2 separate regions of the Mus musculus genome follow, and region 2 is linked to region 1. A link is a loop called in an ENCODE intact Hi-C map of the cell type or tissue named here. Cell type or tissue: left cerebral cortex. All regions are shown on one strand. Each heading gives the region's core, and the rest is flanking DNA. Links, peaks and the distances in the headings are about the cores only. Region 1 holds the start of Snap23 (synaptosomal-associated protein 23). Region 2 holds the start of Stard9 (START domain containing 9).

Region 1 (16,495 bases), core at 3,612-11,611:
CCCCCCCAAAAAAAAAGTATTTTACTATAAAATATGTGCTTCAATATATAAATGCTTGGGCATGACTTTATTAGAAATCATAAAATTATGAATGCAGCACCTAGAAAAACATACTGGTATTAAGACTTATCACTTGCTGAGTGTGATGGCATACACTTTTAATCCCAGCACTGGGGAGGCAGAAGCAGGCAGATCTCTGGGTTTGAGGCAAGCCTTGTCTCCAAGCAAGTACCAGCTTAAGGTGTCTGATCATCATAAAACAGGCATGGTAGCACACACTAGTAATTCTAGCACCAGAAAGGCTGATGCTAGACCCATGAAAGGGTCATGGATTTGAGCTAGCTATCTCCAGCTCTGTCTCCACAAACGAGCAACAGCAATAAGAAAGCACAAGTAAACTAGAATAAACTTCCCATTCATATTCTAGCACCAGGGAGGCTGTTTTTCAAAGCCAGATTGGTTCAGGCTAGCTGTGGCTACAGAGCAAAGAATTATTAAACAAACAAATGAAAAACAGTGAGAAACCACCATTGAGGCTAAATTTACCACTAAGCCCACTAGTCAATCTCAGTATCATTAAAAAATGGGAAACCTCAGCAGACAGCATCACAGACAGAGCATTTAGCAGGAATCCAATAAGCACTGTTCTCTAGCATCCAGTTGGTTGTAACAAGCTTAGTGATATGTATCACAAGCCTGAATCATCAGTTTTATCTACACAGGTGTCTTCAACAAATCAAGGTGAAAAAGCAAGAAATGAAACTTCTCTGTGTTAAAAGAGACCTCAAGATGTAGACTAACAAATGCAACAACATTGTAGCCTTTGAAGGTTCCTGATGGTAAGCCGTGCAGTCCCAGTTACTCATGAGGCACAGAACAGAAGCAAGTTCAAGACAGCCTGGGCAAGGTAGACAGACTGATCCATGTCTCAAAAAGAGGGAGGAAATGTCCAAAGTAGCTCAGTGAAACAAACAAACACAAACACACACACACACTTTTTAAAACAAAACAAAAAAGCTAGGCGTGATGGTGCTTATAATTTTAGCACTTGGGAAGTATGCAGACTTAAAGGTCAGCTTTAGCTTCATGAAACCCTATCAAAGAAAACAAACAATTTAGTATTGAATAATATAGATAGGGCTGGGCAGTGGTGGCACACACCTTTAATCCAAGCACTTGGGAGATAGAGGCAGGTGGATTTCTGAGTTCTAGACCAGCCTGGTCTACAGAGTGAGTTCCAGGACAGCCAGGGCTACACACAGAAACCCTGTCTCGAAAAACCAAAAAGTGTTTGTTTAGCTTGAAAAGAAAAAGAAAAAGAAAAAAAAAAAAAAAAAAAAGTCACAGACTGTGAAACTGAAACTCTGGAACCACTTCTATCCTTCATCCTTGACAAACATTTTCCACTTTCAGAAGTGGCTCAGTCTAACAAAAGCACAAATTTTACAAGTCCTCTGATACACACCTGGTAGCTCATACTTCTGGACAGCCCCTTTCAGACTACAACCACAGCAACAGAGTGTAAGCTGTTCATGGGCAACTTGCATCCTAGATGAGCAGTTAAGAGTAATGTAACCTTTAGTATAAAAATCCTCAACTTCCCTTTCCAGAACCCATTTACAAAACACAAACTATGTAGAGATCTCATCTTGGGTTTAAGAGCCAAGGCACTCAATGTTCCCTGCTTTTCTCAGAGACCAGCCTTGAATTTGTTCTAATCTGGATGTACAGTAAGGACATGGTTTTTCTGTTTAAAACACCTTCCTTGTGTCAAAGCCACTGGTTCTGCACCAGACTGATGAAATCCCTTCACACCTTTTCTTTCCTGACTGTTGAAGCTCTCTTCAAAAATCCATCTTGACCCTCTCTCCAGTTAAAATCTACGATGGGCTGTACGAAATTCCAGCACTGTGATTGAACTCAGGATCAAGTTTGAGGCCAGTCTGGGCTACATAAGCCAGATTCTCTCCAAAACTATGAATCAAAATAAACTCTACTATTTTCTGTATCTAGTAGTTCAGTCCGATCTCGAAGGAGTGCTTAGAATGTCTAATTTGGGGCTAGAGAGAGGCTTAGTGGTTAAGATCACCGACTGCTCTTCCGAAGGTCCTGAGTTCAAATCCCAGCAACCACATGGTGGCTCACAACCATCCGGAATGAGATCTGACGCCCTCTTCTGGTGCATCTGAGGACAGCTACTGTGTACTTAGATATAATAACAAATAAGTCTTTAAAAAAAAAAAAAAAAAGCCGGGCATGGTGACACACGCCTTTAATCCCAGCACTTGGGAGGCAGAGGCAGGCGGATTTCTGAGTTCGAGGCCAGCCTGGTCCACAAAGTGAGTTCCAGGACAGCCAGAGCTATACAGAGAAACCCTGTCTCAAAAAACAAAAATAAAAACAAAAACAAAAAAAGAATGTCTAATTGGGTGTATCAGAAAGAGATGAGCGTAGCCATCACCGGAGATGAAGTTCACTAACTCCACAACGTGAAAACTTCAACAAATCACTCTCAGTATCTCAGTACCTCATGTAAAAAGTACTACCCAAAAACATCTACTACAACAGCTTGTTAAATTCCCAAGACACACCTGAATGTACTTATCACACGCAAAGCAGATACTAAGTAACTCGTAGATGAATCTGATCATTCATTCTTTCGTTTTTTGGCGTTACACTTTTAAGATTCCCCCCTGTAGTTTTAGAACAGGATTTGGCTCTTAATCAGTCTGTGATTGGAATCACTTTAATATAAACCGATATGGTGGCTAGAACTGTAATCTGCTTCCAAGTTGGGGTAAAAAAACACACACACACACACAACACTGAAATCTGGAACTTCCCCAAAAAGATAGTTTACGTTACTTTCAAAGATGACTATACCTAACAGACTGAAACGGGAGGCGGTGCAATAATCTCCTCTCCACACTACGCACCAAAATCGTACTAAATATTAAATGGACACATACCGTTCCACTAGTTGCTACTACATTGCTAAGACGCATCCCACAAGTAGAGTCCTCAAAAGCAGGAAAAAGAGGCGACACTGTTAGTCTCGGAAGGCTAGAGATGGCCCTGGCCTGAAACCTACAGCTTTTAAACTAAGGCTGAGATTCCTCCTAGACTAGACCCCATGCCGACAGAGGTCAGGGCCTGCCCCAAAGGTCAAAAACCTGGAGCCACGCGTCCAGTCTGGGTTGCGAACAGAATCGGATTGCCCTTGCTGGAATCTGTGCCCAGAAGCCAGACGCACCGCTCGCCAATAAACCCTAAACCCACACAGGTCAGAAGGGGCATCGTAGCGTGGTCGCATGCAGGCGCAGCTCCACCACCTGTCCAGGGGGCAGACCCTCGGGCTCCGATACGCCCAACCAGGCCGCATCCTCCTTACTCACACTCACAGCCCGACCTTCCTACGCCATCTGGCCGCCGAGGACCCGGCGAGGGAGCTCCCAGACGCCCCCTTAGCCTCCGGTCCGGCGGCGGCCCGGGACCCGCTCCCCGCCGGGCACTGACGCCGCCGCCGCCGCCGCTACTACCACCATCGCGCAAGCGCGCAGGCGCACGCAACTCAGCACGCTCCCTCTCCCCTCCCACTCCATCCGCCCTTTTCAACCATCTAGCTTTATTTGAACATAAGAAGTGAACAACGGACACCAGACAAGTGGCCTTACTCAAAAAGGATGAAGAGCCCAGATAGGTCTTTTGCACAAACCAATTGGCTGCACCTTCTTTTTCTTGGTTTGTTTGTTTGTTTGTTTGTTTTCCCCATTTTCCAAGCTCTTTCTGGACTTCCCCTACTTTCTAAGCCCTCCACCATAAGCTGTGGCAGTGTCTTGACTACATTTCAAAACTATTCCTTCCTTGTGAAACTTTGGAACAGATAGATTCCAAGTTAGGCATGGTAGCTCACCTCTGCTTCTGGAGGTTGAGAGCAGAGTGTAACGGGAGTTCAAGGCTAGGCAAAGCTGTTACATAGTTCCTGGGCTACAATGTGATACTGTTTCAACAAAGGACAGAACTCAATTTAAATCTTAGCCTAGCCAGGCAGTGATGGCGCACACCTTTAACCCCAGCACTTGGGAGGCAGAGGCAGGCAGATTTCTGAGTTCTAGGCCAGCCTGGTCTACAGAATGAGTTCCAGGACAGCCAGGGCTACACAGAGAAACCCTTTGTCGAAAAACCTAAATAAATAAATAAATACGTTAAAGCCTCAAATCAAAATAAACAGCTACCTTCATTTATGTGTAAATCCAGATTCCTTCTAAAGGTTTAGGGAATTCTTCCAATTGTGTATTTGTGACATCACAAGTCCTTAAAGCATTTAAGGTCTGCTAGGCTGCTTTTTCTACTTCCCCTTTAAGGGAGATTACATACAGAAGTGCTTTGCTCTAAGTTCAGAGACATAGTTCAAGAAATGCCAATATAAGTGAGGACCAAAATAACCATAGACCAGGATTTCACAACATTGACAGGTTTTTGTTTTTGTTTTTGCTTTGCTTTGCTTTGTTTTGTTTGTTTGTTTGTTTGTTTGTTTGTTTTTCGAGACAGGGTTTCTCTGTGTAGCCCTGGCTATCCTGGATCTCACTTTGTAGACCAGGCTGGCCTTGAACTCAGAAATCCGCCTTCCTCTGCCTCCCAAGTGCTGGGATTAAAGGCACGCGCCACCATGCCAGGCAACATTTACAGTTTGAAGCAGATAACTGTTACCAGTTGCTGTCTAGTGCATTCTAAGATAATGTTCCCCCAACTCTCTAGACCCTGCCCAGTGTCCCCCTGGAGGGCAAAAAATGTCCCTAATTGAGAACTACAGTATTACATCCATAATTATCCCAATCCTTTTTTTTTCTTTCCATTTTTTATTAGGTATTTAGCTCATTTACATTTCCAATGCTATACCAAAAGTCCCCCATACCCACCCACCCCCATTCCCCTACCCGCCCACTCCCCCTTTTTGGCCCTGGCGTTCCCCTGTTCTGGGGCATATAAAGTTTGTGTGTCCAATGGGCCTCTCTTTCCAGTGATGGCCGACTAGGCCATCTTTTGATACATATGCAATTATCCCAATCCTAACTGTATTCAGCCATATATTTTCTCTCTCCCTGCCCTCAAGAAATGATTTAAGAAAGACTAACAAAACAAACTTCTGAGTTCATTGCTACAGGCCTTAATAGTGCTTATCTCTGTCTATCACATTCTACAACACCCCAACGCTTCTCAATTTCCTTAAAGTTGCAGCCACTTTTCTAATCAGCAAAGGGTCCGTTTCTGACTTCCCAGAAAAGTTAACTTCCTGTTTCTAAACATACAGGCTTACAAATAAATTTTGTCATTATCATTGAGAATACTCCTCCTTCCCCCAACTCTGTGAGGGTTAGTCTCTCTTCCATGAATGTTCCTTTCTGCTTAGTGTCTTGGGTTTTATATATATGTATATCTATGTATTTGTGTGTGTGTGTATGGCAACATGCTTCACCCAGTGCTCATATAGAGAAGTCAGAGGACCTGCAACTATATGGAATCAAAATTAGGGATCAAAATCAACGAGGCCCTTAGGCTTGAGAACTAGTGCTTTATTTGCTGAGCCTTCTTGGCAGCCTCAGCCCTCTCGGCTTTATTGTTTGAGGCAGGGTCTCTGGTTGCTAATGTTAACCTCAACATCACTATATTGTCATAGTCGGTGATGATTTTGTATTTCTAATCTGCCTCTCCACCTCCTGATGCTGAGATTATGGGTTTTAACCACTATCTAAACCTCCTATCAGTATTGATTTTTTTTATTATATTTTATTTGTATGGGTATTTAGCCTGCATGATTGTCTGTGTACCATCCTTGTATATGTGCCTGTGGAAGCCAGAGGAAGGTTTGGATCCCCTGGAACTGGAATTACAGATAGTCGTGAGCTACCTACCAGGTGGGTGTTGGAAACTGAGTTTATGTCCTGTGGAAGAACAGCTACCTTTCCAGCCCATAATTTTATTTATTTACTTTTGAGACAAAGAATTACTTTGTAAACTGGGCTGGCTTCAAACTCACAAAGATCCCCTTTGGTGCCAGGATTGTCGGTGTACACCACCAACTCTCATCTGAGGTTTGACTACTGAAGCTCTAACCCAATCACGATCTTTACTCAACCTCACCCTTGATTTTTTTTTTAATTCAACTGTTTCTCTCATCTGGGTTTTTTTTTTTCCTCCTGTCTTCATCCTAACAAAATAAAAACGAATAAGATACATTATTCTTCCTTTTCCTCTGACAAAAGCCAAAGTTTCCAAAAGCATTTTATAATGTCCCCATGTCTCTCTCTTCTCCAAACTATTGCAATGTCTGTCAACTATCACCAATCCCTTGGTATTAAATTCAAATGATATTTCTCAGACTTCTTCTATCTCTTAAGAAGAGGCTATTTCTATGAAATAGTTTTTATTCCCTATATTGCCAGCTTTTTATTTATTTATATATATTTTTATTTATATATTATTTATTTGTTTTGCTTTACTCTTAGAGATGCTTGGAAGAATTTTTGGGGCAAGTTGTTTAAAATCCTTCAGTAACTCAATGGGTATAAAACGAATCCTAGGTTTATTATTCCAAATTTTACAAGACCTTTAAAGATCTAGCTTGATCCTCAGCCCTGATGGCGGTGGTCTCGGGGCTAAAAGGGCTCTTCCATTCTCCCCCCCAACCCAGTGATAGACTGTACTCTGAAATAGGATCTCACTAAGTTATCAGTTTGGCTTTACATTCCAGAGGTCAAGTGATCCTCCAGCCTCAGTTTCTGATAGCCTGAGGATTACACAATGTGAGCTACCACGTCTTCACATTTTCTTTTGTCTCAGAAAGCGAACTCTTAAACTTCTAACAAGAAACTTCCAGAAGGCGCTGCGTTGTTGTTGTTGTTCCCACTGCCTGGAAAACTCTTTATCTCGTAGACTTCCGAAGTACTCCTACTTATCATATCCTTCGTGACTTTAAGAGTAACTTCCTGTGTCAATCCTTCAGACATTCCTCAAAATAAATGTTTTGTTCATTGTTGGCCAAAGCTGCTTCGGAATTCCTGTGACCGTATTCTGTTAACTGAAAGGTATTTACGCATCTATTTCCCTGGTTTAAACGGGCCAAAACACCCTGTAGACTTTGGCAGTCGCGAGTTTTTCCTAGTCTTTCAAACACTAAAGCGTCCCGTGCAAGGCTGCCTTCAGGGATGATAGTTGGAAGAACTCCTCCCGGGGAGAATCTGTAGGGTTAACGGGTGACTTCCCAGGATCTCCGCCTGCGTGGCAGGAGATTTAACACCCTCTCCGCGGCGATTGGCTCCAGTGGTAGAGGTGTGTCTGCCCCGCGGCGCCCTGCGACTGCGCAGGCGCACAAGTCCTCCGGGCGCATGCGCGCGAGGGAGCGCGCACCCTGTCCGATCTTCTAGAGTCCGAGAACTGTGGAGGCTGGAGAGGAGTGGCCGGAGCCGCCGGGTGAGGCTTCTGGAAAGTAGCTGAGGGAACTAGTCAGCGGGACAGGTAGGATGATATCCCAAGGAGAAAAAGGGTGGTGGTGGTGGTGGTCCAACGTTTTGGGGGTCGGACTTGAGGGGAGAAGAGAGCTCCGGCCAGTCCTTGGTGGATTGGGCCGAGAAGGAGATCGCCAGGCGTTGGCGACCAGCGCGAGCCCTCGCAGGAAGGGAGGCGCTATGGTGGTGCCCTGGACTTGGGTGGTTCGGCTCCTCGTCCCTCACCTTCAGCCTCACGATGTTTCTCGTTAGTATTAACAGACTGTCTGGCTGGTGGCCCTAATGAACACATAGTTCTGAAATGGTTGTTAGAAGAATGACCCCGAGGGTCCTGGCGTTGCAGGCTCCACTGTCTAGGAAATTCCCTGCTTATCTTGAGGCTTCCCCGTGGGAAAGCGCCAAGAATATGGTCAGTCAAAAGATGATTTTTTTTTTCCTCAATTCGGTTTGTGTGTGAGGAAAGTATTTTAAAGTACTGTTACACTTCTTTCCTTCGTCCTTAATCATTAGTCACTGCACTATTTGGAAAAGCAAACTGGCGGTAGAGGAAGCGAAAAACAACCGAGTTGAGGAAAAAGATCTTTCCTTTTTGCTGTTTGTCATTTGGGTAGGTTTGGGCTGGGGGCACGGATGGGATTGCAGAAGAGTTTAGAAACTGGCAGCTTTTGACAAGTGTTCTCAGAAAATAGTATAGTTTCTTACTTGAAGAAAATAAGTATCTTACTTGTGAAAATAGTATAGTTTCTTACTTGAAGATATTTTTTAAGGATCGAAATAACTTCATTTGCCCTGCTGCCTTTTAAGAGGGTTTTGAGATATCCTGGTAAAATGCTAGTAGTTCAGTCATAGCAAGGTAAAATAGATCCTTCTCACGTTCTTCTTTTTCTTGGAAAATACTATGCATAAATTCTGTGAGGCCCTGGGCAGTAGTGGTGCACACCTTTAGTCCCAGTACTTAGGAGACAGAGGCAGATGGATATCTGTGAGTTCGAGGTCAGTTTGGTCCAATGAGGCATTACTTGTTAAAGCATTTTTTTTTTAAAAGACATGATCTCACTATGTAGCTCAGGCTGGCCTGGAATTCAGAGATCTGCTTGCCTCAGTCTCTCAAGTGCTGAAATTAAAGGCATGCACACACACACACACACACACACACACACACACACACACACACACACACACACAAAGCTTAAGTCCTTTGAAGTTCAAATTTGTGAAAGCTGTTTCATGACAAAGTAAGAAAAGTTAGTATTTCTGTTACTGGCAAAGTTGATGCCCAAGGAATTCCCTGAGCACTTGTTATTTGTTCTTTTGGTGAGAGGTTATGCGAAAGAATACATTCAAGTAGATAATAGCAAATTGGAAACACTTTCTTACCATGCTTCTGGGACAGGCCATATTAAAGTAAGTTAAATGATTAAACTTTGCCTGTACCTTAAATAATTATCATTCTTAGCAGGACTTCTTGTTTCATTTTGCTTTTTAGGTGGCTTCTTGTTGGGGGTGGGGTCTCCTTTCTACATTGTAGCAACCATAAAACCAAGTGAGACTGGGCCAGAATTGGGAGTGGGTAGCTGGAGTCCCAGGTGAGTATCTAGTGACACCCTGTCCTCTGTCAACAGGCCCCAATCCTGAGAGTCTTTTGTGAGTAATTCCAGTTGTTCTGATTAAGATGGTAATGCTTATTTATGCTCTGAGGACAGTGCTCCATAATCACATATTTAATACTTCTGAGACGGGGTTATATAAGCCAGCCTCAGCAACCTCATGAAACCTCATCTCAAAACAACAATTAAACAATAGACCTATATTAAATATATGTCTCCCAGTTAGTTCTCTCAACCTGGTGGTTGAGAGATCTGAGCTCTCAGCTATTGCTCAAGCTCCCTCTGCTTGCTTCTGTGCTCCTTGGCCATGATGGTCGGATAAATGGTTTCTTGTGTAAGTTGCCATGTTCATGGTCCTTTGTTCCAGGAATAGTAAAAATGAACTAAGATAGAAGCTGGTGCCGGGCGGTGGTAACGCACGCCTTTAATCCCAGCACTCGGGAGGCAGAGGCTGGCAGATTTCTGAGTTCGAGGCCAGCCTGGTCTACAGGGTGAGTTCCAGGACAGCCAGGACTACACAGAGAAACCCTGTCTCGAAAAAAAAAAAAAAAACAAACAAAAAAAGATAGAAGCTGGTACTGTTTAGACCAGGACAAAATGAATATATATATATATATATATATATATATATATATATACACACACACACACACACACACATACATACATACATACATACATACACATACATATAAACCATATTGAACACTGTTCTAGGCACTGTTTTGTTTTGGCATTTGGTACTTGAAGATTAAACCTAGGTTCCCTCCTGCATGCTACTTACGCTTTCCTCTGAGAGCTGCTCTCCTAGGGATAGGTGCTGTTATATTTTGCATGAATGAACCATGTAATATTTACTGGATTTAAGCATGATTACTCTTATTCAATTAAGAAACTAAAATATAGGGATCCATCCCATAATCAGCCACCAAACCCAGACACTATTGCATACGCTAGCAAGGTTTTGCTGAAAGGACTCTGATATAGCTGTCTCGTGTGAGGCTATGCCAGTGCCTGGCAAATACAGAAGTGGATGCTCACAGTCATCTATAGGATGGAACACAGGGCCCCCAATGGAGGAGCTAGAGAAAGCACCCAAGGAGCTGGAGGGGTCTGCAACCCTATAGGTGGAACAACAATATGAACTAACCAGTATCCCCAGAGCTTGTGTCTCTAGCTGCATATGTAGCAGATGGCGGCCTAGTTGGCCATCAGTGGGAAGAGAGGCCCCTTGGTCTTGTAAACTTTATATACCCTAGTACAGGGCAATGCCAGGGCCAAGAAGTGGGAGTGGGTGGATAGGGGAGCAGGGCGGGGAGAGGGTATAGGGAACTTTCCGGATAGCATTTGAAATGTAAATAAAGAAAATATCTAATTTAAAAAAGAGGCAAAAAAAAAAGAAAAGAAAAGAAAAAGAAACTAACATATAAAAGTTAAGTAAGCAATGGTCCAAATTTGAAAACATGTCAGCTTTTGCCTGTTATCCTAACATTTGGCAGCCAGAGGCAGGAGTATTGCTGGGTATTTGTTGTTGTTTGTTTTATATTTTAATTATCATTTTTGTGTGTAGGGGGGGAGGGTGTGCACACATATGGCTGTCAGGAGAGCTTGCAAGAGTCCTTTCTTTCATTCTATCGTGAGGATACCAGGGTTCAAATTCAGGCTTGGCTTCAGGCACTTTTTCCCTTGAGCCATTTTGAGGTCCCAGACTGATTTGAAACTATCATGGTCTAAATAGTAGAACTAAGACAGCTTCTGTCTTAGTTCATTTTTACTATTGCTGTGGCAAAAGACTTTGACTAAGGCAACTTACTGAAGAAAGCACTTATTCTGGCTTACAGTTTCACAGAGGGCTAAAGTCCATCACCATCACGTGAAGGAACATGGCAGCAGGCAGAGCGAGCTTAAGAATAGCTGGGAGCTCCGATCTTGAGACACCACCACCAGGCTGAGAGAACTGGGACTAGCATGGGCATTTCAAACCCCAAAGCCTGTCCCCAGTGACACAGTTCCTCCAACAAGGCCACACCCTCTAATCCTTCCTTCCCAAACCATTCTATCTACTGGGGATTAAGTATTCAATAGATGTGTCAGTTGGAGCCATTTTCATTCAAACCACCACAGCAAGTATACACACATGTCCCAGTCAGGGGACAGCTTGTAAGAGTCTTCTCTTTCTCTCCACCTTACGAATTCCTGGAATGGAACTCAGGTCATCAGGTGTGTGGACAAGCACTTTACCTACTAAGCAGCCTCACTGGCCCCAGGGACCTCCTTCTTCAATGTTCTTTGGAATTGTTCTTTTTAGAAACCTCAGTACTGATGCATAGGTATATACCTATTGCTCTTTTTAGGCTCTCTTGGAAATTCCTGAACACATCTAATACGATGCGTTTTTGAATCCACTAACCTGAGAGGGTTGGAGGGAGTTTTTCATGTAAGGTGAAGCGTTGTCATCTATCCTCACCTAAACTTGTTATCTAACATACTTAATCTGCCTTAGTCTGCCAGGTTGTCATCTTCCCTAGACCAGTGGCAGAGGAACTGCCTATGTCTTCGTGGCTTTTTCACCTTCCACATGTGCACTGTCAATGTCATTGATTATATCTCCCCAGGATTACACCCAAGTCGCTTAGGGTAGAATTGTGGAAATTCCAAAGCTGAAAGAGGCTTGAAGACACCAAACAATTAAAATATTCAAATCTGTAAAACTGAAGTGTAATTTTGGGGTTTTGTTTTGTCTTTTTTTGTTGTTTTGTTTTGTTTTTTAAGACAGGGTTTCTCTGTGTAGCCCTGGCTGTCCTGGAACTCACTTTTGTAGACCAGGCTGGCCTTGAACTCAGAAATCCACCTGCCTCTGCCTCCTGAGTGCTGGGATTAAAGGCGTGCGCCACCACGCTTGGCATTGTTTTGTCTTTTGGTTCCTGATTTCTAGTGGTTTCCTCTGACTTGCTTGATTTTTTTTTTCCACTGAGTCATGTGTTTCCCTATATTTTGAAACATAGATGTTTATAATAAATATGGTAATTCCTGTGGTAAACTTGTCTCATCATTTGCATACTTTGGGGACAGGGGCTTCACTTAAGAATGGCTAAAGTTATCCACTTAGAAGAAGGTACAAAAGAAAACTAGAAAGGAAATAAAGGGAAAACCTATTTCTTGAGCCAGGGTTGTGTGTATAGCCTAGGCTGACCGTGAGGTGGTGACCCTTCAGTCTTATCCTTCAGAAGTATTAGTATGGACCATCACATCTGGCTGTGGGAACTGTTCTTAACATAAACCATCTGATCTAAATGCCTTCAAGAATTGTTAAAGTTGGAACATTGTTTATTTCTTGGCCTAAAGTTCTCTTTCTCTTTGTCTGTCTGTCTGTCTGTCTCCGTGTCTCTGCTTGCCTGTATCTGTGCCTGTATCTTTTTTTTATATAAAAGTAGCTCAGGTTGACTTGAAAATTCCCTATATAGCCCAGGCTGGCCTTAAACTTGTAATCCTCCTGTAGAAATGAAATGTAGCTCCAGTGTGATGACGGTGCCAATGGCTCCAGCACTTAGAAGGTTGGGACAAGGGGATCACGAATTCAGCACCAACTTTTGCTACATAGGATTTTGAAGTGTGTTTTTATTACAAATATTTATTTGTAGGGAGGGGTGTGTCTTGGTATGGACTTGGAGGTTGAGGACAACTTTTTGGTGGATTGGTTCTCTCCTTCTACCATATGGTTCCTAGGGGATTGACCTAGGATCAGCAGGCTTGTATTGTTGGATGGTAAGCTCTTGTTTATCTGCTGAACCATCTACCAGCCCTATGCAGGGAGTTTGAGACCAGCCTGGACTACTTGAAACTCTCTCACTCCCCACCTCATAAAGAAATGGAATAATATACTAGTAAAATATAGTTCTGGAGAGAATCTAAATTATGTTATTTTGCCTGGTGACTTATGATCTATATCTGAAGTTCTGGCTTCTCTTTTTTTCAAAAAAAATTATTTTATGTATGAATGCTCTATCTGCATACTAGAAGAGAGCAGCAGATCCCAGTATAGATGGTTGTGAGCCACCATGTGGTTGCTAGGAATTCAATGCAGGACCTCTGGAAGTGCAGACAGTGCTCTTAACCTCTGAGCCACCTCTCCAGCCCCTGATTTATTTCTTGAATTCATTTCTTACCATTTCTCTTTGGATTCTAGAAGTTAAACAATGGGTAGCTATGTTGAACATATACTTGTACATTTAGAGCAGAGGTTCTCAACCTTAATGCTGTGACCCTTTCATACAGTTCCTTATGTTGTGATGACCTCCAACCATAAAATTATTTCATTGCTACTTCATAACTGTAACTTTGTTACTGTTATGAATTATAATGTAAATATCTGATATGCAGGATATCACACATGCAACCCCCAAGGGGTCTCAACCCATTAAGTTGAAAACCACTGCTCTAGAGCTTAGAATGAAGGCACTCATGGCATTGAATGTCTCATATGATTAAAGATGATTGACAAGGCTTCATCTTACCTAAACTGTATATACCCAAACTATCCAAGGTCTTAGCTGATTCCAAGTTAGTTTCCTGATTTTCCCTTCAAATGTTCGATACCAGGAGTCAGGGCCGAGGGTAAAGAACATGACTGAACATGAGTATCAGTGCTCTGGTGAGGCGTAGTAGTGTACACCTGTAATCACAGCACTCAGGAAGCTACGGCAGGAGGATTTGAAGTGCAGGGCTAGTCTGGACTACATAGCAAGACTGTCCCAAATCATCATCATCATCAAATAAATAATATTCACTTCATTGATAACTTGTACTTATGGCTGGCACCGTGCTAAGCACTTAATGTGCATTTGAGTTTAGAAACAATTCTGAGAAGAACTTTTAATAAATAAAATGAAATGTCACATAAACAGGCTAAGTAAATTGTGTGGCTGCTATAAGTGGGATAAGGTTCTTGTGCCGGTAGCGTGGTTAGGCTAGCTTGGATTGCCAGTTTAGAATAAATTTCTCTTGTTATGAGATAGGAAGCTTAACTTTTTCCCCATGCACTTATGTTGGTTCTTCAGATGGGTTTCACTCTAGTTTAGGCTGGAATTGAAGGCTTCTTTTACCCCACATTGACCTCAGCCTTGAAATCTTCCTGCCTCAGGTTCACAAGTGTCAGGTAAGCAACATCAGACTGGATCTTGTTCCTCCTGGAAAAACGAGTGAAGGGCACTTGATGTAGTGGGCCATACCTATAATCCTCCCACTTGATAGGCTGAGATAGGAGGATAGTTCACAAGGCTACTGTGAGTTTCAGAACAGCCTGTACTGCACAGTGAGGCCCTGCCTCAAAACAGAACAAATAGAGAAAAACAATGTTTTCAAATTCTGAGGAAGTCGGTATGAACCCATGCCGCTGAGGATCTGTCTGCCTCTGCCTCCCGAGCACTGGGACTAAAAGAGGGTACATCACCACATCTTGTTGAGATCTACCTATTTTTAAGATTTCATATAGATTTGTAAGGCATCATGGCACATGTGAGTTCAAGCCCAGCCTGGTTCACATATTGAGCTCTAGGCCAGCCAGGTCTGCATAGGGAGATCCTGTCTCAAAATAAAACATCTCATATAAATGATATTATATAATATATGGCCTTTTATGTTTGTTTTTATTTATTTAGTGTAATGCCTTCATTGCTAACACATACTGTAGACTGTAAATACTTCACTTCCTTTTTCGAAGTGAATAATCGCCCCTTATATGATCATTTGTCCCCTCCCACTACTTACCTGTTGTGAATGATGTATATACGTTTTACCTACATTAATGTAAATACATCTTGTGTTCAACATCCATGGAGAAGAGAATAGTGCACCAGATCCCTTGGAATTAGAATTAGAAACAGATGTGAGCCATTATGTGGGGGCTGAGAACCAAACTCAGGCAAAACTCCCCCTCTTAAATGTGGTTTCACTTTCTGCAGTGCCTGCAAAAGTAGCAAGTGATCTTCAGCACTAAGCCATCTATCTCCAGCTTCAGCCTCTTAAATGCTGGGATTTGTAGGCATAGACCACCACGGTCAGATTCTTGGCTTCTAAATTTTCAAAGTGGTAGTCAGAGGCTAATTAAAAGCCTCCTGGGGTATGTGTTTGTCTATGTATTTGTGTCTGTCTCTCTGTCTCTGTGTTGATGCTTGGGATCATATTAGGGGACGTGGACATGCTAGGCAAGCAACATCTTCAGCTCTTAGCTGCTGTCTTTGTGGGTTTTGGTTTGCTTTTGAGTCTCACTATGTAGACTATCTGCCTCTAACTAATGACTGATCCTCCTGCTTTAACTTTCAGAGTGCTTTGGCTACTCTTTAAAAACAAAATAAAACAAAACCTTTTTGGGGGCTGGAGAGATGGCTCAGTGGTTAAGGGCACTGACTGCTCTTCCAGAGGTCCTGAGTTCAATTCCTAGCAACCACATGATGGCTCATAACCATCTGTAATGTGATCCAATGCCCTCTTCTGGTAGGTCTGAAAGCAGCTACAGTGTACTCATATAAATGAATCTTTAAAAAAACAAAACCAAAAAAAAAAAATAACCTTGTTTTCCCCCCTAAGTTTAGAAAGCTTGAATGGTGCTGTTTATTTCTTCGCCTTGTATCACACAGTCATGTCTTGCCTAGCTTCGTTTCTTCTGTACCTCCACCCATTTCCTCACCTCTGAATTGTAAAGCAAATCCTAGAAACAACCATGTAAATGACATCTTCAAGGCTGAACATGGTAACTTATATCTTGAGTGCCAGCACTGGGAAGCAGGAAGACCACTGATTAGGAGTCCAGCCTGGGCCATATAAGACAGTTTCAGCAAAACTCCCCTCTTATCTGTGGTTTTACTTTCTGCAGTTCCTGTTACTTGTGGTCAGTTTTTGTCTGAAAGTATTAAATAGAATGCTTCAGAAATAAGCAATTTGTAATTTGTATTTATTTGAGACAGGATCATACTAGGTAGCCGGGCTAACCTTTCACTTGAAACCATGCCTCCTAAATACTGGGATCATGGGCATGTGCTGCCAAACTTGACTAATTTGTAAACTTTAAATTCTGTGCTGCTATGACTGTGGTGATCTAATCTCATGCCCCTGACCCATTCTGCCTGGGCTGGTCCACCCCTTGTCTAGCATCTTCACTTACCTGTAAGTCACTTCACGGGTATCTCTTTTATCAGGCTTGGGTATCTTAGTGTTTGTGTTCATTCAGATAACCCTTACTTAATAATAATAATGTAATAGGCTTGATAGTGGTGTTGAAACTCACATATGCCCACAGAGGCTGTATTCATCTTCATATGGAAAGATGAATCTTTGTCATAGTTATGTACAGACTAAAAAGAGAAGGTATGGATTTGTACTCTGTAA
Region 2 (16,495 bases), core at 5,273-13,272, 62 kb after region 1:
TGTTGGTCCGTACCAAGTAGAAAGTACCTTTGGTACTGGTCCCTGGCATTGCAGAGCACCTCGTCCCTAACAGTTTTGATGGTAGATAGCATTCAACAAATGTAACAAAGCCGGGTGTGGTGGCGCGAGCCTTTAATCCCAGCACTCTGGAGGCAGAGGCAGGCGGATTTCTGAGTTCGAGGCCAGCCTGGTCTACAAAGTGAGTTCCAGGACAGCCAGGGCTACACAGAGAAACACTGTCTCGAAAAAACAAAACAAAACAAAAAAAACCATGTAACAGCTGAGTTGCTGTACTGAGTCACTGCTGTGAGTGATGACACCAAGTCTCATAACTCCTCTTGGCAGATAGATCACTCACTGAACCTGGCTGTGTTAGGAAATAAACGCTGAGGACCAACAGAGAAGAAACGGAGTCTTCGTGTAAAAGTTTAGAATTCTTTGTTTTGGTACTTCCTATATGTAGCCAAGGCAGAACTTGAACTCACTATGTTTCCCAGGGTGGTCTCAAACACATGATTTTCCTTGCCTCTGCCGCCCTAGTGCTGGAATCACAGACATGTGGTATCATATCTGGCTAAAGTTTAGAGGTTTGTAATGGAAAATACTAATATATTTTACCTACTTAGGGTTATTTTTATTTTATTATTTTAGGGTTATTCTTAAGATGGAGGCAAGTATACTTAAAAGTAGAGATTGTAACAATTGTCTCAAGATTTTCTCACTCATCAGTCCTGTAAGTACTTCGCCTTATGTTTAAGCTAGGATCTGAGTTCCTTTCAAACGTGTGCATTAGGATTTCCTTACTGTTTTATTCTGCACTGTGGGAGTGTAGCAAACCTGCTCATCATGCTCTTAATACAAGACTTGGTGCATAGTAAAGTAGATGTTCACAAGGAAGCAGGGTCTTTACCCTACCCCCAACCTCCAAAAGGGCCCTGCTAAAACAATAGATTATTGTCTTGAAAGTCTCCCGCTTTTACAAATGTGCCATATAAGAGTGGTGTTAAAGTTGGGTGTGGTGACGCACGCCTTTAATCCCAGCACTTGGGTGGCAAAGGCAGGCAGATTTCTGAGTTCGAGGCCAGCCTGGTCTACAAAGTGAGTTCCAGGACAGCCAGGGCTATACAGAGAAACCCTGACTCCAAAACAAACAAACAAACAAAAAAACCAGAGAAACCCTGTCTTCAAAAACCAAAAAAAAAAAAAAGTGGTGTTAAGGTTTTGAACATCACCTAGCCAAGTTAGTAAAATCTTTATTTGTATTTCATCTCAATTTTTTTAACTATTCATTTTCCTTGTATGAATTCTTGTGTGTTTTATGTGTAAATATATTCATTATTTTGACACTATCAATATTCTTTGTGGTTTTGTAATTTTTACTTTTATTAATGACTCAAGCTGTAAAAATAAACTAATTTCAACTAAATGTGGCTCCAATATGAATCCCAAGCAACAGAAAAAAAAATACTCTTAGCTTAACACATACAACATAGAAGCATTCGAGCTGTCTGGCTCACAAAAGCTTAAGATAATTTAAACTTAAATTCTAACATAGAGAGAAAAGCTAATTTTATATCAGTGTGGTCAATAAGTAGTGAGTTTGTTTATAGAAGACAGTTACTCGGGATGGAGAGAGAATTGGATTCAACAATCCTCTGGCCTCTGCTCGCCAAATATTGAGAGTACAGGCATATGTCACTGTGTCTGGCTTGAACAAGTGTTTTTATTCTTGTGAAACTAGAGGGCAGTTCTAAGGACAGGCAAGCTACAGATATCTATAGTTTCATGGAAGAAGAAGATGGATAAGAAGAGAAAGCTGAGACTGGTGAGATGACTCAGCGAGTAAGAGCATTGACTGCTCTTCTGAAGGTCCTGAGTTCAAATCCCAGCAATCACTTGGTGGCTCACAACCATCTGTAATGAGATCTGACTCCCTCTTCTGGAGTGTCTGAGGACAGCTACAGTGTACTTACATGTAATAAATAAATCTTAAAAAAAAAAATAAGTCTTTGGGATGGAGCAATCAGGGACTGAGCGAGGGGGGTTGACCAGAGCAAACAGAAATCCTAAAAATTCAATTCCCAACAACCACATGAAGGCTCACTACCATCTGTACAGCTACAGTGTGCTCACATCCATAGATAAATCTTTTTTTTTCTTAAAGATTTATTTATTGGTTATATGTAAGTACACTGTAGCTGTCTTCAGACACTCCAGAAGAGGGAGTCAGATCTCGTTACGGATGGTTGTGAGCCACCATGTGGTTGCTGGGATTTCAACTCCGGACCTTCGGAAGAGCAGTCGGGTGCTTTTACCCACTGAGCCATCTCACTAGCCCAAATCTTTTTTTTTAATTTTTTTAAAAGATTTATTTATTATTATAAATACACTGGGGCTGGTGAGATGGCTCAGTGGGTAAGAGCACCCGACAGTTCTTCCGAAGGTCCAGAGTTCAAATCCCAGCAACCACATGGTGGCTCACAACCATCTGTAACGAGATCTGACGCCCTCTTCTGGAGTATCTGAAGACAGCTACAGTGTACTTACATATAATAAATAAATAAATCTTTGAAAAAAAAATACACTGTAGTTGTCTTCAGGCACACCAGAAAAGGGGTCAGATCTCATTACAGATGGTTGTGAGTCACCATGTGGTTGCTGGGATTTGAACTCAGGACCTCTGGAAGAGCAGTCAGTGCTCTTAACCACTGAGCCATCTTTCCAGCCTCATAGATAAATCTTAAAAAAAAAAAAAAAGAAGCTACGAGTTAGCAAGAACACACAGGCAGGAGCTGAGGAGAAAGCTCAGTGGGCAAAAGTTCACAAGCAAGGGTAAGGACTTGAGTTCAAATCCCCAGAAGCCACATAAATGGGAGGCAAAAGAAAGGCCAGCTAGTTCCTATACAAAGCTGCAGACAAGAGATCCTGTTAGAGGTGAGAACTAACACCCAAATTTGCCCTCTGACCTCCTCACTTGACCACAGTCCTATACATACAGAAATAAATGAGGAAGCAGGTCCAGCAGGGGAAGTCTTTTGAGTGGCTTCTGGGCTTGGAGGTGGGAATGTCAGGCTTAGCCATGAGGGTTTGATCAAACTTTTTTTTTCTTTCTGAGACAATTTCTCTGTGTAACAGCCCTGCCTAAAACTTGCTTTGTAGACCAGGCTGGCCTCAAACTCAGAGATCCACCACCTGCCTCTGCCTCCCAAGTGCTGCAATTAAAGACATGTGCCACCACCACTTGGCCTTGATCAAATTATAAAGTTTGATTTCTACATGTAGATAATAAAAAAAAATCAGGAATGTATTTTCTACTTATATTAGAAGAGGTATGTGAGATTTGTAAATGTGATTCCAGAATAACTATGCCAATTTGTAGACTATTTGGGATCACTCTTCTTGTCTTTTGTGGCTCTTTACTTATTTTTCTGGCCTGTGACTTCAGCCCTCAGCTCTCATTTGTCCTTTTGGAGTTTCAGTGAAATCAGGAGGTTTGAGGAACAAGAGAATCTTAAGAAAAATTTTGATTTAAATCATATGGGGAGATGGTGGGGAAGAAGCCATTATATAGTTGATTTTGTAATGACTCAGAGAAGTCAATACATGTGAGATTTTCTCAGATGTTTGTAAAACAAATGAATTTATATAAAAGATGCTACAGAGATGGCTGAGCAGTTAAGAGCACTGGCTGCTCTTCCAGAAGATCCAAGTTTGAATCCCAGGTTCAGTCCCAGGGGAATCCATTGGCCTACTGACAAGGTGTACAGACCTTCCTTACATTAAGGCAAAAACATTCGTCCACATAAAGAAAATGAAAGGAAAAAGTTTATGAGGCCCAGGATGGTGGCACACACCTTTAATTGTAGCAGAGGCTACAATTAATGAAGCAGGCAGGTGGATGTCTTGTGAGTTTGAGGCTCCATAGTCCACATACCAAGTTTCAGTTTCAGCACAGTCAGGGTTGTATAGAGGATTCTATCTCAAAAACAAAGTTTTAAATGGGATTTGGGGAGATGATTCTTGTCAGTAAAGTGCTTGCCACAAAAGCATGAGGGCTTGAAATCAGATTTTTCAGCCAGGCACACACCTGTAATTCTAGTGTTAGGGAAGCAGACCCAGGAGGAGCTCTGAGACTGGCTGGCCAGCCTGCCTAGCCAACTGGTGAGCTTCAGATATAGTGAGAGGGTTTGTCTCAAAAAATACAGTGATGAGCAACTAAGGAAGATACTCCGTGTCTTGTGCCTACCTCTGGTCGCCATGTCCTGAGCTCACATGCACAAACATGAATACGTGCATGTACACAAATGTAAAAAAAAAAAAAAAGGTTCACTCTTAAACTCTTACCTCTCTTATTCTCATCTCTAGCTCTCCTTCCCCTCCCTTCGCCCCTCTCTCCACATGGCCATGGCAAAAACCTACTTCTCTGCCCTTTGTTTTCTATAATAAAGCTTTAAAAAAAAAAAAAAAAGGTCTCAGGTTAGTGGGAGGGTATGATTTGCAGGGCTGAGGAGCCCAGAGCCTAGATTCCCAGAGGCTTGAGTTGGCAAGACAGATCACAAGTGTGAGTCCCAGGCCAGCCTGAGCTACACAGCAAGATGCTCTCTCCAAAAATTATTAATAAAAATCTCTATTCCTCTTACCTGTAAGAAAAATTGGGGCTTATTCAGAGAAGGTTTTAACAGATTAAATCATGGGTGTGAAGACGAGTAGAAACCTAGACTTTGAAATTTTGATGCCCGTAATGAATCCATGTATTTGATTATTATAATGGTATTGTAGTTATGTCAAAAAATGCATACTAAAATATTTATGAGTTAAGTGGGCTTTTTTGTTTGTTTTTGTTTGGGAGGTTTTTGTTGTATTGTTTTGGTGTTTGTTTGTTTGTTTGTTTTTAAGACAAGGCAAGATCTCATATAGCCCAGGCTGGCCTGGGATTTGCTGACTCTTACTAATGCCAGGATAACAAGTGTGTGCTACTGCACCCAGTTCCTGTCACCCTGGGACTTTGTGAGTGCTAGGCATACATTTGACCAATTGAGCTACATCTCTAGCCTCGAGTGAAATAATTTAAAAAATTTAAATGTTCCAATTATGTCATGCTGACAATAGAAATATTATTTCAGCAGCAGTTTTCATTGCAAATCAGCATGAATAGAGAACCTATCCAGGAGCCTGGGGCTCCAAATGAGTCTAAATTGTAAACCAACTATCTAGTACACCATTCTATTGGTGCTTTCAAATGGATAAGAAAAAGGAGCCCAGCTGGGCAGTGGTGGCACACGCCTTTAATCCTAGCACTCGGGAGGCAGAGGCAGGCAGATTTCTGAGTTCGAGGCCAGCCTGGTCTACAAAGTGAGTTCCAGGACAGCCAGGGCTATACAGAGAAACCCTGTCTTGAAAAAAATAAAATAAAATAAAATAAAAAGGAAGAAAAAGAAAAAGAAAGAGAAAAAGTAAAAGTAAAAGGAGCCTACATGACTCAACGCTCTGGTTCTGCCACCAGAGAGCTAAAGCAGCCTCCTGACTGGGCTCTGGGCTCTACAGGCCTCACTTCTCAGACTAGTCTTCACACCAGGCGGAGTAATCCTTTAAAGGTAGAAATCAGGGTCCTGCTCCGCCCGTGAAGAATCATGCAAACCTGCAAGACTGAGTTTGATACCAGATACCCACATGACTGCCAAGTTGTCTTTTGTTGCTAAAATTCCTTCTCAGAGAATGACATAAGCAATAAGCAATATCTATTCTTCTTCCTAAGGTTCCAACAATAAACAGAGTGTGGGTTCGCTCTGGGGGTGCTTATAAGTTTATTGGGCTTCCTTACAGAACATGGGTAAGGGGTTACTTATGGGATTGTGGGTGCTCTTCTCCCCAAAAGGCAGTCTTTGCCAGCAGGGATGAAGGCTTTCCCATAGCTGCACAGATAGAAGGCAGCCCTCTTTCCCATAGCTGCACAGATAGAAGGCAGTCCTCTTTCCCATAGCTGCACAGATAGAAGGCAGCCCTCTTTCCCATAGCTGCACAGATAGAAGGCAGCCCTCTTTCTCCCTTCCCCTGGTCTATGTGCTCTAACTCCTCCCGCGTTAAGTGCTATTAGGGCAGAATTACATGCGAGATGTGGTTTAGAATGGCTGAATACCCAGCTGCTGATCCCACGAACTCCCCTGCCTTCCATAAGGGGATGCAAATAGTCAAGTCCAGCTGGAATGATCTGAACTCCCAAAGATGGTGACCCCCCACACACACACACCATTTTGAAAATTAGAACATGCAAGTCAAATAATTTTACTTTCTCCAAAACTTTCCTATGTTTCCCAATCCACTGAATAAAACCAAGAAGCCACTGTGGCTTCATATTAACTCCATGATCCTGGCTCTGCACCTCGGTCTACCCCTACGAAGACTGTCTTACAAGCATGGGGTCTTACACTGACCTGCTCCCTGTGTCTGTCCTTTCACACACAGCATGGCTTTTGTTTTGTTGTTTGTTTGTTTTGTTTTGTTTTGTTTTGTTTTGATACCAGGTCTTGATATGTGGTCCAGGTTAGCATGGAACTCAAAATTCTCCTGCCTCAACTGAAGCAGGACTCTGATTATACACAGGACTCTGATTACACAGCCCTCCAATCTCGGGCTCCATGATTCTGTTCTCTTTACAACTAGTTTTGTTCTTTTTTAAAGATTTGTTTATTTATTTTATGTATGTGAGTACATTGTTATGAACCATCATGTGGTTGCTGAGCATTGAACTCAGGCCCTCTGCTCTCTCCGGCCCAAAGATTTATTATTATTATATGCTAGTACATTGTAGCTATCTTTAGACACACCAGAAGAGGGTGTCAGATCTCATTTCGGATGGTTGTGAGTCACCATGTGGTTGCTGGGATTTAAACTCAGCACCTTCCGAAGAGCAGTCAGTGCCCTTACCTGCTGAGTCATCTCACCAGCCCCGTTCTTGCTTTTTAAAACATACTTTTAAATTTTAATTTGCTGCATGGCTAAACATTTTTTAAAACTGTTTTTACCTGTTAGTCTACTCCCAGTTCTATGAGGTCAGAGGTTTCACCAGACAGGTGTGTTCTGATTGCTTAGAACAGTGTCTGCCTTAATAGAGGCTGACGTAGGAAATTCTATGAACTAATAGTCTCTGAAAAACTTCCCAGCCTTACTTTCCTCAAATATAGTGGGGTGTCACTGGTATCAGTGAGGACTTCCTTTAAGAGTCTATATAAAGTAGTGACTTTCTTAACTTTCTCTTTAACCACCTAACACTGTTACTCTCTTTTATTCCCTTTTATTTTTCTTTGCATTTTGTGTCTGGCACAATGTTATACACATTTAGATAGTTATTTCCTTTTCCATAAGATCCTAATTCTCATGAAGGAAGTGACTTGGGGTTTTTTGTTTTTTGGTCTGTGTGTTTCTTGTTTGTCTTGGTTTTGTGTGAGTCTCTCTCTCTCTCTCTCTCTCTCTCTCTCCCTCCCTCCCTCCCTCCCTCCCTCCCTCCCTCCCTCCCTCCCTCCCTCCCTCCCTTCCTTCCTTCCTTCCTTCCTCTCTTTCTTTCTTTCCTTCCTTCCTCTCTTTCTTTCTTTGAGACAGGGTTTCTCTGTGTAGCCCTGGCTGTCCTGGAACTCACTCTGTAGACCAGTCTGGCCTTGAACTCACAGAGATCCACCCGCCTCTGCCTCCCAATTGCTAAGATTAAATAAAGGCTTGCAGAACCACTCTCCAGCTTATATAAACTCTAACCCTAATATTAATAATACAATGGCTAACCCTACCCCACCTCTCTCTAATCATGATGTTTGACGATTTAGTAGTCTTCAGTGGACACAAATTTGTCACCATCAGAAACGGACCCTTGTTTCTGTTTTTGCTGTTGTGAGACATGGGAGCTTCCTGTGTGGAGGTCTTGGAACTCCCCAGTGTTGGAATTGTTAAGTGTTCATCAGCACCCCAGGTCTCAGAGCTGGGCTTCAGGCTTTACAGCTATAAATAGCTATTTCTTATTTGAATAAACCAGCTCTGATCAGACAGCATTTGCTCTGTATGTACTATAAATACTGCTTAGGGTGGTAGTGAAGTTACAGGGCAACCGAGAGAAATTTGTCAGTAAGTTAGGAAAAAAAAAAAAGAAAGAAAGAAGAAAAAAAAAGCCTCTTCATTTTTTTTTTTTTTTTTTTTTAGGCTGGGCATGACAGCCCACACCTTTTTTTTTTTTTTTTTTAAGATTTATTTATTTATTATATGTAAGTACACTGTAGCTGTCTTCAGACACTCCAGAAGAAGGAGTCAGATCTTGTTACGGATGGTTGTGAGCCACCATGTAGTTGCTGGGATTTGAACTCCAGACCTTCGAAAGAGCAGTCGGGTGCTCTTACTCACTGAGCCATCTCACCAGCCCCAAGCCTCTTCATTTAAACGCACCTTAGAATTACAAAATCATTTGTTTTTCTCATTTCATTGTTGTTGTTTTGAGACGGGACTTCACGCTGAACTCCAGGCTGACTTCAACTCACCATGTAGGCTAACCTTGAATTCAAAATATTCTTGCCTCAGCCTCTACGATAGGCTCCACTTTATTTTTGACCTTAAAATTTAGCCGCAGTTTTGACATAGCAGACCAATAGGGTAAAAAATAAAATTACTAATTTCCTTCATGAACTTTCAAGTATTAACCAGAAATTCAGTCACCAGATTTTAGAACAAAAGAGATACTACAGCTTGCGTAGGACAGTCAGCGGTGCGAGGGGTAGAACGAGACCAGGTTGCTCAGCCCACCTGCCTCAGGATTGGCTAAGGCTCCGCAGGCCCCGCCCCTGTCTGGCGTTTCCTTGCACTCGGGCGGGAGCGTCCAGAGAAGTGAGAGGGTGGAGCAAGGCAAGGAGGCCCACCCCCATCTGTCTCAGGATTGGTTGATACCTAGTGGGCCCCGCCCCCTAGGGCGAGGCTTGGGCTGCGGTCGGGAGGCGCGTGGGACGGGCGGGGCAGTCTGTGGCTCTTGCAGTGCCTGTGGCTGGGTCTGTTCGCTGGACGCCGGCCAGGGATGCTTCCGCCGGACCGCTGTGTGGGTCTTGGGTTGTGGCGGAGGGATGGCGAATGTGCAGGTGGCCGTGAGGGTCCGGCCTCTCAGCAAGCGGTGAGTCTGTCAGGAGGGGGCGCCTGAGGGGTCAAGTGAGCTGAGAGGAGTGCGAGGTCCCTGCCTTCCTCAGGGTGGACTGGCGTGGAGAAAAAAAAAAAATCAGACACAGATTGTCATGGAGGCTCAGGGTCCAGAAGGCCTGGAGGGACAGGGCTTCGCGTCCTAGGAGATAGCAGTTCTTGTGTGGCTCCAGGAGTCGCTGCCCTGTGTGCATGTCCTTGGTGACCTGCCAACTAGTTTCTAGGGACCCTGGCTTGGGTCTTGGTGCACGTAGTAGGGCCTTTCTCACGGAGCATGACGTGAGGAAGTACAAAAGGATGGGCAGACTCCACTACTTTTGGTGTTCTGGGAGTACCCAAGTGAGGACTGGAGGCTGTTGTGTCCGTATATACACATGGGATTGCTCCAAGAGGACATAGGAAAAAGAATTATCAGGATATGGAAGGAAAATAAAGGCCCAGAGAAAGTACACTCTCAACCTGTGCTCAGTAGTTGGTGTGATTTAAAGACTGAACTGTGACATAGGGGAAGTTTCTCCAGACATCTCTTCTTGGTGTCCTCCATGCTAGCTAGTTCCTTGTGTAGGAGCCTGATTCTGCACCCCTCAGCCCTTGAGGCATCCAGTGTGAAGCTGCACACTTCATCCTCTTTTCCTCTCACTTGGGAAGTCAGAGAATGCTTTGCACAAAAGTTGGTGTCAAAGAGCTGTTGTGAATGATCTTTGAGTTTTCTGACAAGTAAGGAGAAGAAGTGCAGAGTCCTCCAAGAACAGGAAGAAAGAGCAAATCTCTGCTCTTAGGGTGTAGATGGAAGCCTTGGACACCTGCTTGGGTTGAAGCGGAAGAGTGATGGGTGATAAAACTGGCAGAGTGTGGGTCTAGACCAGATGACATGTATTGGAATTAGCAGGTTTTTTTTAACTGTCCAGTACACAAGATACCTTGGTAAATGGGAACAGAGGTCAAAAAGGGCATTGTCTCCTATGACGAAAATGGTTCTGTATGGGTTAGGTTTGTCCTTTTAGAGGCCATCTGCTTTTAAAAGTTTAGACCGAATGAGAGCAGTGAGATAGGAGGAACACAAAAGAGTGTACCCCAAATTGCTGTGTTTTGATTGGTAAATGACTTTTTAAACATCTGGCTTTATATCACTGCCTGTGGTGACTCAGGGCTGGGGGCCTCCTGGGAGTAGCTGCTGTCTAGGAGGAGGTCCTTTCCAAACTGTCTTTTAGGATTTGTAGGATAGCAACATTGACCACTTACTCTTAACTGTTTAGTTCCTTGGAAACCAGCAATTTCAAATAGCATGGATTAGATTAGGAAAATGCTGTTGATATTTGCAGTCACTGCTAAGAATAATGTATCTCATCCAACAACAATGAAAAACAACCAGGAAACTTACTTTCAGCACCAGTGTGGGGCCTTGAGAGTAAGTGGTAGACTGTCAAGCCCACTGATCTCCAGGAGTGAGCAGAGTTTAGCAGGCTCCCGGTTCACAAGGACCATAGATTCAGAGGTAGTTATGTAAGCACTCAGTGCAATCTCAGCCAAGAAGTCAGAGCAGACCATTCTTCAATTCCCACAGAAGTCTGCAGAGATAGTGGTAGTACCCGCTGCTCATTGAGGTTGTTTTGCATGTGTGGAATCTGCTGATTATGTAGTCTGTGCTAATATTCAAATAAGTCATCAGCACTGATAACTGTATGTGTGAAGGAACCATTAAAGTCACCTAGCCAAAGCTAACATTATTTTTTCCAAATGAGAACATTGTCTTGTTTAAGTTCTAAAAAGCAGGATTTGACTCGCCGCACCATCCTGCTCCTTTCTGAGATGCTCAAAATTACTCCTTTGTTCTATAGGGCTAGAGATGACCTTGAATAAAATAACAGCACAGAAGTGGTTTTGAAGCCCTAGCCTTGACCTCAGCTGTCTGTCACTGTGAGATGCTGTCCTTGTCTATCCAGACTCACTCACTGCTGAAGAGCACCTGCCTGGTCTGTGCTCTGCCCCCACTCTCCTGTGCCTTTCACACCATGCATTCATTTCCCCCACTTTTTTTTAGGGTTCTTAGGATATGTGAGAATCAGTCTCAGAAAACAAAACAAAAAGGGTTTTTTTTTTCTCATTTAAATTCTGTTCTTATTTCTTAGGGAGACCAAAGAAGGGGGAAGAATTATTGTGGAAGTTGATGACAAAGTGGCAAAAATCAGGAATGTAAAGGTAAGCCTGAAATATCTGTTTTTTTTTTAAATTAAGAACTATTATAATTAGGTGGCCTCTTGGGGTGAATATGTCTAGTATATGAAAGAGCAGGAGATGGAAGAGGCTTGTAGAGGAATCGTGGACCAATCATAAAGCAAATAAACAAGAAGAGAATTGTGCGTAGACTCCAGAAGATGTGGTGGTTTGGTCAATGGTCTGCTAACTGGAATAGTGCAGCTGTTTTGTAAACTGATAAGCAGCTGCTTTGAAACTAACCCCAGGGATGTGATAAGGGCCATGATCAGCTTAACTCTTGCCAGGGGCAATTTGTGTGTCTATGTAACTCACCTGGTCACCAGTTAGACTTTATCCTGAGCCCCACAACTGATAATACTTTATCCATGGCATCCTTAGGAATTTTACCAGATAATATAGGGTTTGTGTTGGCCATAATGTGGTCCAGACATCAGACATCAGCCTTCAGATCCCAAAAGGCCACTAACCTGAGTCTTGTTGCAGATTTTCTTTTACCACCCTATTTAATTTTGGAGCACAATTGGACAGGCACAGGGAACTTCCTTCCCTCCCCCCATCTCCTAGTGTCAACTTCCTCCACCCTTCCTGATGTGGAAGATGAATGCGTTCTCCTTTTGTGGAGCTTAAACAGTGGAAAGAAGCCAAGGAGGTGACCACATGACGGCTGCTGTAGTTAGCTTGTGGTATAAGCCGCCATTGCCAAGAAATGAGGAAGCTGAGGCAGAGTGGAGGTTATAGACCTCAGCCTCAGAGCTATGCCCTCTCTTCTGTGATGTGATTTGTTTCCTCTTGACATTCGCTCTTGTTAAAAGGGAATGGGCTCTGCCAAAGTTTCAGCAGGAGCTCCAGGAAGACAAGGGACCGTTCATCCCCTGCCTCCTCTTACTTATCTCTCTTGCTAATCACTTCAGGGTACTTTTGGGTCTAGAGAATAAGCTTGGCCAAGAACAAACTTTAAAAAAATATATTTATTTATTATTTTATGTGTATGGGTGTTGTGCCTACATGTATGGCTGCACCCCACGTGTATACCTTGTGTTCTAGGAGGCCAGAAGAGGGCATCAGATCTCTTCTCTGGGCCTGGAGTTACAGATGGTTATGAGCCACCACATGGGTGCAGGAATCAAACCTGGGTCCTCTGGAAGAGCAGCCAGACTCTGAGCCATCTCTCCAGCCCTGAAGAACAAAGTTAGGTTTTCCGTCTACACACCTTGGCTATTGACTTCCCTAAAGTCGTTATCTATGAACAGGCACTTACTCATGACAGCCAGGTTCTTCTGTAGTTTCTGAATGGCTAATGTCAGAGTTGCCTTTCCCTTTTCAAACTTTACTCTTCTATAAAACTAAAGTTCTCCTCTAAAAGTAAAGTACTCTTCTAAAAAGATATGAGTATCTGTCCCCTTAATCTTTCCCTGGGCACTCTTAGTGCTGCGTTCTCAAGGAGCAGCCCTCGGTAAGTCTTGCTTTCCCTCCTGGATCCAGGCTGGCAGAGGACAATGGAGCAGCCAGCACACAAAGCATGCCTACAGGCTATGGTGACTTTGTAGTATCTTCCCTTTTTACATCTGTGAAGTAGGAATTAGGGGGTGTCCATTGTTGAGTTTTTTTCTACTCTCTGGAGAGGATAAAGGAGATCTCGTAGGGAGACCATTGTCACCTGAAAGCCAGAGTTTACATTTAAATATTAAGACTAGGCATTTATGTGAAGAGTGCCATTCTCCCCAGTACAGAGGACTCAGTGCAGTTCCAAGTTTTGGCCCTACCCTCCTCTGCCTTTGGCCACTGGATTATTCCTGGTTGTTCTGTCTTGTTTTGTTTTGTTTTTCAAGACAGGGTTTCTCTGTATAGCCCTGGCTGTCCTGGAACTCACTTTGTAAAGATTTTTTTTTTTTTTCCGAGACAGGGTTTCTCTGTGTAGTCCTGGCTGTCCTGGAAATCACTCTGTAGACCAGGCTGGCCTCTGCCTCCCGAGTGCTGGGATTAAAGGCGTGCGCCACCACGACTGGCGTTGTTCTGTCTAATACTATATCCAAGACACTGAGGGTAGATTCCTACAGGAGCTGCCAATGAAAGCTCCAGATTGGTGAAAACTCTTGGACCCAGGGACTGTCTACTCAGAGGATGCCGTCAGTATCCTCTGCAGAAATCCTTAGGGAAGAAGTGAGTGTGGAAGATATATATCCCTTACAGGCTTTCTCTGCTGAGCTGTTCTATACCTCATGTGTTTGTAAACAGGAGACATGTTAGTGTCGTAGGCATATTTAGTTCTCTGGGTCTCTATTTGTTTCTAGTGAGGTGGAAACAATTTTTCTCTCTCTTCTTTTTTTTTAATATTATTTATTTATTTTTATTTATATGAGTACACTGTAACTGTCTTTAGACATATACCAGAAGAGGGCACCAGATCCCATTACAGGTGGTTGTGAGCCACCATGTGGTTGCTGGGAATTGAACCCAGGACCTCTGGAAGAGCAGTCAGTGCTCTTAACTGCTGAGCCATCTCTCCAGCCACCACCCCCCCCCTTTCTTTCTTCCTTTGTGGCTGTTGTAAACAGTCCAGTAGTTAGTCCAAGTCTCTGTAATTACAGGAGAACATCAAGAGCTCCTGTCCAGATTCCAGAGTTACGACAAGGAAAACACTGGATTCTGTGCTTAATTTTAGGTGGACAGTCGACCAGAGAGCTTTGGAGACACCCGGGAGAAGGTTGTGGCATTTGGCTTTGATTACTGCTATTGGTCAGTCAACCCAGAGGACCCTCACTATGCATCTCAGGAAGTGGTAATGTCATTTTCCCTCCATTCTCCTTTTTACAAATGTTTGCTGTAAACTTACTTTTCAAGTTTATTATGGCAGTTGCAGGCTGGAAGTACTCTAATTAGTACTTTTACATTTGGAAAATCTCCATGCAAACTGCTTTTCCAGAGGAAAACTAATACATTGTGGACTGTTTAAAGTTATCTCCATGATAGCACTGTCTCCTCAGTTTTTATAACTGTAAACTTAGGTAAATTAGCATAGAATCTGAGTGATGGCTGTTATTTGTTTATTTATTTATTTAGAAAATTTTATTTTATTTTATTTATTTGATAAATATGATGAGAATTCTGTAGCTGTCCTCAGACACACCAGAAGAGGCCATCAGATCCCATTACAGATGTTTGTGAGCCACCATGTGGTTGCCTGGAATTGAACTCAGGACCTCTGGAAGAGCAGTCACTGCTCTTAACCGCTGAGCCACCTCTCCAGCCCAGTGACTGTTATTTATGATCTATAGAGATGGTAGTGAGTGGCATCATTTTTTTGAAAAATGATTCAAAAAGGTGGGAAAAGACTGCTTGGTCAAGGAGTAGGAGCTTCGGTAATGTCCATTTCCAATTTGGGCCTCAGTGTGCTTCACGTGGGGTGCAATGCAGTTAGTCTTCTGCTGCACGGCCTTGAACTGTGTGCAGCAGGACTGGAGAATCCTAGAGGCTAATCTGTCCTTATGACCTTAAGTGTGTACTTGTGCTCCTACACAGATTCTGAAAGGGATAGATAGGTAGGCTGTAAGACTGCAAGAGTGTATAGGAGGTCAGTTCCAAAGTTCTGATGGCTGAGCATTGAGAGGAAAAGGCTTTGCTGGCTGAGCTGAAGGCGTTGCTGGTCATCTTCTTGATGCCTTGTAGTTTTTGTCTATCTCTTTCTCCAGTTGCCAAGGCATCTAGAGGTCTGGCCAGTGCATCTTTAGGGCATCTTTGTTTCTGAGAATCAGTACCAATGTATTGTATTGCATTGGTTGAGCACTGTAGAAGGTTATGATTTCAGTCCTCATAATGGCAGCAAGCCTTGCTAGCCCACAGAAAATCATCCTCATACTGGCAGACATTAGGGTACTTTGGGACAGTCTAACCCTAAAATTGAGAAAAAAAAATATAGCAGGCATGGTAGCACGTGCCTGTGCAAAGTTGTATGGTGAACCTGTGAGTATAAATTACCCATTTCTACATTAGACCTTATTTTTATTTTTAATTATGTGTGTGTCTATCTGTCTGTCTGTGCACATGAGTACAGTGCCCTGGGCTTGTGAGCAGCTGAATATAGATGCTGGAAATCAAGCTCAAGTCCTCTGTAAGAACAGTATGCATTCTTTTTTTTTTTCAGGGGGGGTTCCAGACAGGGTTTCTCTGTATAGCCCTGGCTGACCTGGAACTCACTCTGTAGACCAGGCTGGCCTCAGAAATCCGCCTGCCTTTGCCTCCCAAGTGCTGGAATTAAAGGTGTGCGCCACCATGCCCAGCGCAATATGCATTCTTAACCTCTGAGCATCTTTCTTACACGCGTTCTCGACCGGCCAGGAAAGACGCAGCAAACCAGAATCTTCTGCGGCAAAACTTTATTGCTTACATCTTCAGGAGCAAGAGTGCAAGAGAGCAAGAGCTCTATTGCTTACATCTTTAGGAGCAAGAAGCAAGAGCCAGAGCAAGAGCTCTATTGCTTACATCTTTAGGAGCAAGAGTGCAAGACCCCAAAACCAAAAACGAAAGCGAAACCCCGTCCCTCTTAAGGAGAGTTATCCTTCGCCTAGGACGTATTACTCCCTGATTGGCTGCAGCCCATCGGCCGAGTTGTCGTCACGGGGAAGGCAGAGCACATGTAGTGGAAAACTACCCTTGGCACATGCGCAGATTATTTGTTTACCACTTAGAACACAGGATGTCAGCGCCATCTTGTAACGGCGAATGTGAGGGCGGCTCCCCACAGATCCCCCTTTTCTTTTAATAAGAGCAATAGGCCACCCATATTAATGAGAGTGGAGATAGAGGTCAAATCCCCAGTGTGCAGGTAAAGGAGCCGTACACATAACCTCCTCCCAGGTTTATCACCCAGAGGGGTCCTGGTCTGGTCCCGTGTCGTTTTACCTGGGGAGAAGGACACTTGGACACTCAACCTTCTTGAAAGATGACCTGTCTCCCTAGAATAGGCTCATATATGCTGCAGAGCCCTTCTACTGCAGTGCTTAGCCGTGCAACTCTCTCGGGCTGCTGAAGCACACTCACTCTATCCCATGCAATGAGACTAGCCTCGTGGGGTGCAAGAGCTGAATGGCCAGCGACCTATTGCTTAAGCATAGATATATCA

The links. A loop is a pair of places that touch in the nucleus more often than their neighbours do. Peaks named below come from ENCODE experiments on the same cell type or tissue, not always from the same donor. Only the 100,000 strongest peaks of a DNase experiment are listed, where the experiment ranks them.
Region 2: a loop joins it to region 1, with 2.1 times the contacts of the local background. A loop is called at or near these places in 2 of 42 quality-filtered maps.

The regions. Positions count from the first base shown.
Region 1 is chr2:120,560,292-120,576,786 of GRCm38, forward strand. Snap23 (synaptosomal-associated protein 23) reads left to right here and starts at 7,380. Exons shown (of 8, transcript NM_009222.3): 1 at 7,380-7,515. It overlaps Zfp106 (zinc finger protein 106), which reads right to left and starts at 3,568. Exons shown (of 22, transcript NM_011743.3): 1 at 3,396-3,568. In left cerebral cortex, for the core only: no CTCF peak of the experiment used is centred there; a DNase peak (open chromatin) is centred at 7,351; H3K4me3 peaks cover 2,001 bases; H3K27ac peaks cover 1,423 bases.
Region 2 is chr2:120,620,135-120,636,629 of GRCm38, forward strand. It overlaps Stard9 (START domain containing 9), which reads left to right and starts at 8,987. Exons shown (of 33, transcript NM_001370940.1): 1 at 8,987-9,136; 2 at 11,289-11,358; 3 at 14,039-14,155. The coding sequence starts at 9,090. Haus2 (HAUS augmin-like complex, subunit 2) reads left to right here. Exons shown (of 6, transcript NM_025475.3): 6 at 1-1,426. In left cerebral cortex, for the core only: CTCF peaks have their summits at 9,186 (motif pointing right) and 12,404 (motif pointing right); DNase peaks (open chromatin) are centred at 8,880, 9,407, 10,665 and 12,025; H3K4me3 peaks cover 1,512 bases; H3K27ac peaks cover 1,500 bases.